2 separate regions of the Homo sapiens genome follow, and region 2 is linked to region 1. Evidence: read pairs that join two places in POLR2A ChIA-PET (ENCODE). Cell type or tissue: Panc1. All regions are shown on one strand. Each heading gives the region's core, and the rest is flanking DNA. Links, peaks and the distances in the headings are about the cores only. Region 1 overlaps LOC107984869 (a long non-coding RNA gene). Region 2 overlaps CEP20 (centrosomal protein 20).

Evidence for each region. Peaks named below come from ENCODE experiments on the same cell type or tissue, not always from the same donor. Only the 100,000 strongest peaks of a DNase experiment are listed, where the experiment ranks them.
Region 2: POLR2A ChIA-PET joins it to region 1 with 5 read pairs; 15 of 35 experiments call an interaction of 5 or more read pairs at or near these places.

What each region holds. Positions count from the first base shown.
Region 1 is chr16:15,935,547-15,938,356 of GRCh38, forward strand. All of the region lies in intron 1 of LOC107984869 (a long non-coding RNA gene), which reads right to left. Among named protein-coding and RNA genes, the nearest start is that of ABCC1, 13 kb to the right of the region's middle. In Panc1, for the core only: no CTCF peak of the experiment used is centred there; no DNase peak of the experiment used is centred there.
Region 2 is chr16:15,881,745-15,884,554 of GRCh38, forward strand. CEP20 (centrosomal protein 20) reads right to left here. Exons shown (of 5, transcript NM_144600.4): 2 at 2,264-2,461. Among named protein-coding and RNA genes, the nearest start is that of CEP20, 5.5 kb to the right of the region's middle. In Panc1, for the core only: no CTCF peak of the experiment used is centred there; no DNase peak of the experiment used is centred there; H3K27ac peaks cover 493 bases.

The sequences.
Region 1 (2,810 bases), core at 287-2,786:
GACAAATTAGACTTCATCAAATTAAAAACTTTTGTGCATTGAAGGATATTATTAAGAAAGTAAAAAGACAATGTACAGAATGGGAGAAAATATGTGCACACCATGTATCTGATAAAAGTCTATGTTTTAATGTAATTAAAACATGAACAAAGTTAATTTGTGCGGCAGCAATAAAAAAGGGAAACAAATATGAACAAAGGACTTGAATAGACATTCCTAGAAGATACGTAAATCACCAACAGGCACATAAAAAGATGTTCAACATCATTAGTCTTTAGAGAAACACAGACAAAAACCACAGTGAGGTCTCAATTCACACACACTAGGACAGCTACAATTTTTTTTTAAAGTGTGTGTATTGGGGGGTGCAGCTGGGAACAGTGACTCATGCCAGCACTCTGGGATGCCAAGGCAGGAGGATCACTTAAGTCCGGGAGTTTGAGACCAGCCTGGGCGACATAGCAAGACTGCCATCTCTCCAAAAAATTAAAAAATTAGCTGGGAGTGGTGGCACACCCCTGTGGTTCTAGCTACTTGGGAAACTGAGTCGGGAGGATTGAACCCAGGAGTTTGAGGTTGTAGTGAGCTATGATCATGCCACTGCATTCTAGCCAGAGCAATAGGGTGAGATCCTATCTCTAAATTACATAAATAAATAAATAAGTAAATATGCAGAAAATAACAAATGCTGACAGGAATGTGGAGATATTGGAACACTCATGCATTGCTGGTGGAAATGCAAAATGGTTCAGCTGCTGAGAAAAACTGTTTAATGATTCGTCAAAAAGTTAAACACAGAATTACCATATATCTCAGCAATTCTACTCCTAGAATATTCACAAAATAAATGAAAACATGCACTCACATAGATGCACATACACACATGTCGACAGAGGCACTATTCACCGCGCCGGACCCAAAACATGTATTTTCTTAGGAACACCAGATAGCACTTCAGTGCTATGCTTGGGGGCCATTTCAAACAGCAAAATCAATAATAAATACCACAGAAATGTGAAACCTATGGCACACAAATGCTGCAAAAAGGACATTTGTGGCCTGGCGCAGTGGCTCACGCCTGTAATCTCAGCACATTGGGAGGCCGAGGTGGGTGGATCACCTGAGGTCAAGAGTTCAAGACCAGCCTGACCAATATGGTGAAACCCCGTCGCTACAAAAAATACAAAAAATAGCTGGGCGTGGTGGTGGGCACGTGTAATCCCAGCCACTCGGGAGGCTGAGACAGGAGGATTGCTCAAACCCAGGAGGCAGAGGTTGCAGTGAGCTGAGATCGAGCCACTGCACTCCAACCTGGAAGACAGAGTGAGACTCCATCTCAAAAAAAGAAAAAAAAAAAAAGGACATTTACAATAGGACAGCTGAAACAAGAAGTCAGGGTGTGGCCTCATTCAACCTCAGATAGGAACATGTGTGTTGAGCAACTCAAATTTTCTTCTTTTTTATTTGAGACGCAGCCTTGCTTTGTCACCCAGGCCCAGGCTGTCCCAGGCCCAGGCAGTGACGTGATCTCGGCTCACTGCAACCTCTGCCTCCTGGGTTCAAGTGATTCTCCTGCTTCGGCCTCTTGAGTAGCTGGGATTACAGGCACCCACCACTATGCCCAACTAATTTTTGTATTTTTAGTAGAGACTGGGTTTCGCCATGTTGGCCAGGCTGGTCTCGAACTCCTGATCTCAAGTGATCCGCCAGCCTCAGCCTCCCAAAGTGCTGGGGTTACAGGCGTGAGCCACCGCACCCAACCCTTTTTTATTTTTATTTTCATTTTTTTGAGACAGGGTTTTGCTCTGTCACCCAGACTGGAGTGCAGTGATGCCATTGTGGCTCACTGCAGCGTCAACTTCCCAGGCTCAAGTGATCCTCCCAGCTTCCAAAGTAGCTGGGACCAAAGGTGTGCACCACCACAGCTGGCTAATTTTTTTTGTCTATTTTTGGTAGAGACGGGGTTTTGCCATGTTGCTCAGGCTGGTCTCCAACTGCTGAGCTCAAGTAATCCACCCACCTCAGCCTCTCAAAGTGCTGGCATTCCAGGTGTGAGCCATCACGACCAGCCAGGGATCTCACCATTCTTAAGTGCCTCTCATTGAATTCTCCTGTTGATAGTTGCATTGATTTCTCACTCCTTCTTCTACTCTGTCTCTTGCTACATCTGGACCCTCTCTCATTCATTTTCTCAAAGACATTCATCTAGAATGTCTAATTTTTGTGGTTGGGATCAATACAGTTCACTTGCTTTATGGGGTGGGAGGAGTGTAACTTTTCTTTAAACTGAATTCTAAGCAGTTTTCAGTTTTAACTCACTACAGTCTCCATGCTATATTCTGAATGTTTATATCCCCCAAAATTCATATGTTGAAATCCTAACCCCTAAGGTGATGGTATTAGGAGGTGAGCCTTTGAGAGATGATTAGGTCTTGACAGTGGAGTTCTCATGACTGGGATTAGTGCCCTTATAAAAGGGACCCCAGGCTGGATGTGGTGGCTCACGCTTGTAATGGTTCAGCTACCAAGGCCCCCAAAGTGTTGAGATCGCTTGAGCCCAGTGGTTTGAGACCAGCCTGGGCAACATAGTGAGACGACATCTCCACTTAAAATTGAAATAATAATAAATAAATAAAAAGGACCCCAGAGAGATCCCCTGCCACTTATCATAGGAAGGCACAGTGAAAAGACAGCTATCTAGAAAAGCAGGTCCTCTCCAGACACTTGAATCTACCAGCATTTTGATCTTGGACTTCGGTACCATGTTACAACAGCCATACATTGTGCTACTGATATTCCATATATAATTG
Region 2 (2,810 bases), core at 265-2,764, 54 kb before region 1:
AAAGTCAGCAGAAGATATTAAAAATATTCTCACCACTCAATAACTGTTACACTTGAAGAGCAAATTTATTTCTCAAGAAATAAAATTCAACAGATAAAGGGAATTTATCTTTATCTCCCCACCCCCAACCCCCAATATCATTCTCTGCCTCCTATCACTAGGATGAGTTTGGAGTTTCCCGCTGCTAGAGTCTGGATATTTGTCTCCGCCCAAATCTCATGTTGCAACGCACTCCCCAGTGTTGGAAGTGGGACCTGGCGGGAGTTGTTTGGGTCATGGGGGTGGATCCCTCATGGCCTGGTGCTGTCCTTACCACAGTGAGTGGGTTCTCATGAGAACAGGTCATTTATAAGTGTGTGGCACTAACCTTCCCCACCCTTGGCCCCTGCCTTCACCATGTAACGTGCTTGCTGCAGTGAGCAAAAGCTCCCTGAGGCCTCCCAGAAGCTAAGCAGATGCCAGTGCCATGCTTGTACAGTCTGCAGAACCGTGAGCCAAGTAAACCTCTTTTCTTCAACCGGGTGCGGTGGCTCACGCCTGTAATCCCAACATTTTGGGAGGCCGAGGAGGGCGGATCACGAGGTCAGGAGACTGAGACCATCCTGGCTAACGGTGAAACCCTGTCTCTACTAAAAATACAAAAAATTAGCTGGGCATGGCCTGTAGTCCCAGCTACTTGGGAGGCTGAGGCAGGAGAATCACTTGAACCCAGGAGGTAGACGTTGCAGTGAGCCGAGATCAATCCACACTCCAGCCTGGGTGACAGAGCAAGACTCTGTCTCAAAACAAACAAACAAACAAACAAACATACAAAAAAACCTCTTCTCTTCATAAATTACCCAGTCTCAGGTGTTTATTTATAGCAATCCAAAAACAACCTAATATACCAGCCTAGTCCTTTATAAATACCATGCTTTTAGATACATACATTTGTAAATGTACCTAAGCACTACATAGTAGTAATATTTCAAAGTTTTATCTCCATTATATCTATCTATCTATCTATCTATCTATCTATCTATCTATCTATCTATCTAGATACACACACACACACACACAAATAGACATATATCTACATATCTATATATAGACAGGGACAGTTTTTTTTCTTTTAAGAGACAGGAGTTGGACCAGCCTGTCCAATATAGTGAAACCCCGTCTCTACTAAAAAATACAAAAATTCGCCGGGCCTGGCAGCACACACCTGTAGTTCCAGGTACTCGGGAGGCTGAGGCAGGAGAACTGCTTGAACCCAGGAGGCGGAGGATGCAGTGAGCTGAGATCACAATAGAGTGAGACTCCGTCTCAAAAAAAAAGAAAGAAAAAAAAGACAGGGGTTGGGTGCAGTGGCTCATGCCTGTAATCCCAGCATTTGGGGAGTGTGAGATAGGTGGATCACCTGAGCCCAGGAGTTCAATACCAGGCTGGGCAACATAGTGAGAGCTCATCTCTATAAATAATAAAAAAATTTAGCTGGGCATGGAGGCATGCACCTGTGGTCCCAGCTACTCAGGAGACTGACGCAGGAAGACTGCTTGAGCCCAGGAGGTGAAAGTTGCAATAAGCCATGATCGCACCACTGCAGTCCAGCCTTTGCAACAGAGTGAGATTCTGTCTCTGGAAAAAGAAAAAAGAGACAGGGTCTCTCTCTGTTGCCCAGACTGGAGTGCAGTGATGCGATCATGGCTCACTAAAGCCCAGAGCACATGGGCTCACATGATCACCCCCTCCCCGACCCCTGCTCAGCCTCAGCTAGGACAACAGACACGTGCCACCATGCATGGCTAATTTTAAAAACTCTTTTCCAGAGATGGGGTCTCCCTGTGTTGCCCAGGCTGGTCGCGAACTCCTGGGCTCAAGTAATCTTGCCTCGGCCTCCCAAAGCACTGAGATTACAGGTGTGAGCCACCTACCCAGCCTATTTTTTAACAAATAATATACTTAATCAGCGTATATTTTTAAAGCTTAATACACAGGAAAAAACTGGTGGCAAACAGGACAAAACGTCAACAATTGTTTATTCTCGGTTACAGGAATTATAGATGATTTTTCCAAGTATATGCCTAGTTTAAGTGATTATTTAGTTATGTATTTTCTCTTGTAAGAATCTGTTTAAGCTACAGAAAGAACCCATGTGATTTTTGTGTCCCAGTCACCCAGATGGCACTATCTGGTAAGGGAATTAGATTTCTAGGATAAACAGTTTCTGAGAATTGGGGAAAGGGGAGAAACAGATTTTATGTGATAAATAATAACCACTTACCTGCTATGAGGACAGATGCTGTATACTTATATTTGTTGAATTCTAAATACTCTCGAATTAATTCATTAATTAGAAGGTTTTCATGAGACAATGATGGTCGGGGTTCACGGTCATCATCTAGGGCATTGAAAACTTCAGCTCGGATCCTTGCTTTTAAATGCCCTAATACCCCCTTTTTTTCCAAGGTGTCCTTTAAAACTGTTCGATATAAAATATTAAGGCTTCAGTTACAGAGTAAATTTGTCATTCTTAGGCATACTTTGAAAAGAAATGTTGAAAAGGTAAATGGTACAAAAACAGCTCTCAAGCAGCTCTTAATCTAAACATTGTGACAAATTATTAAACAATTACACTACCACCAGCCATGTTTATACTAAAACATATAGTTCTCATGTTGCAGTGATTTAGTCTTAATATATTTGAGCAAATTCAAGTTTATTCCTACATCATCAGCACTGTCAGGGGCTGTAGTCTAATACATATTCTTTTTTATTTTATTTATTATTTTTTTTGAGACACAGTCTCGCTCTTTCACCCAGGCTGGAGT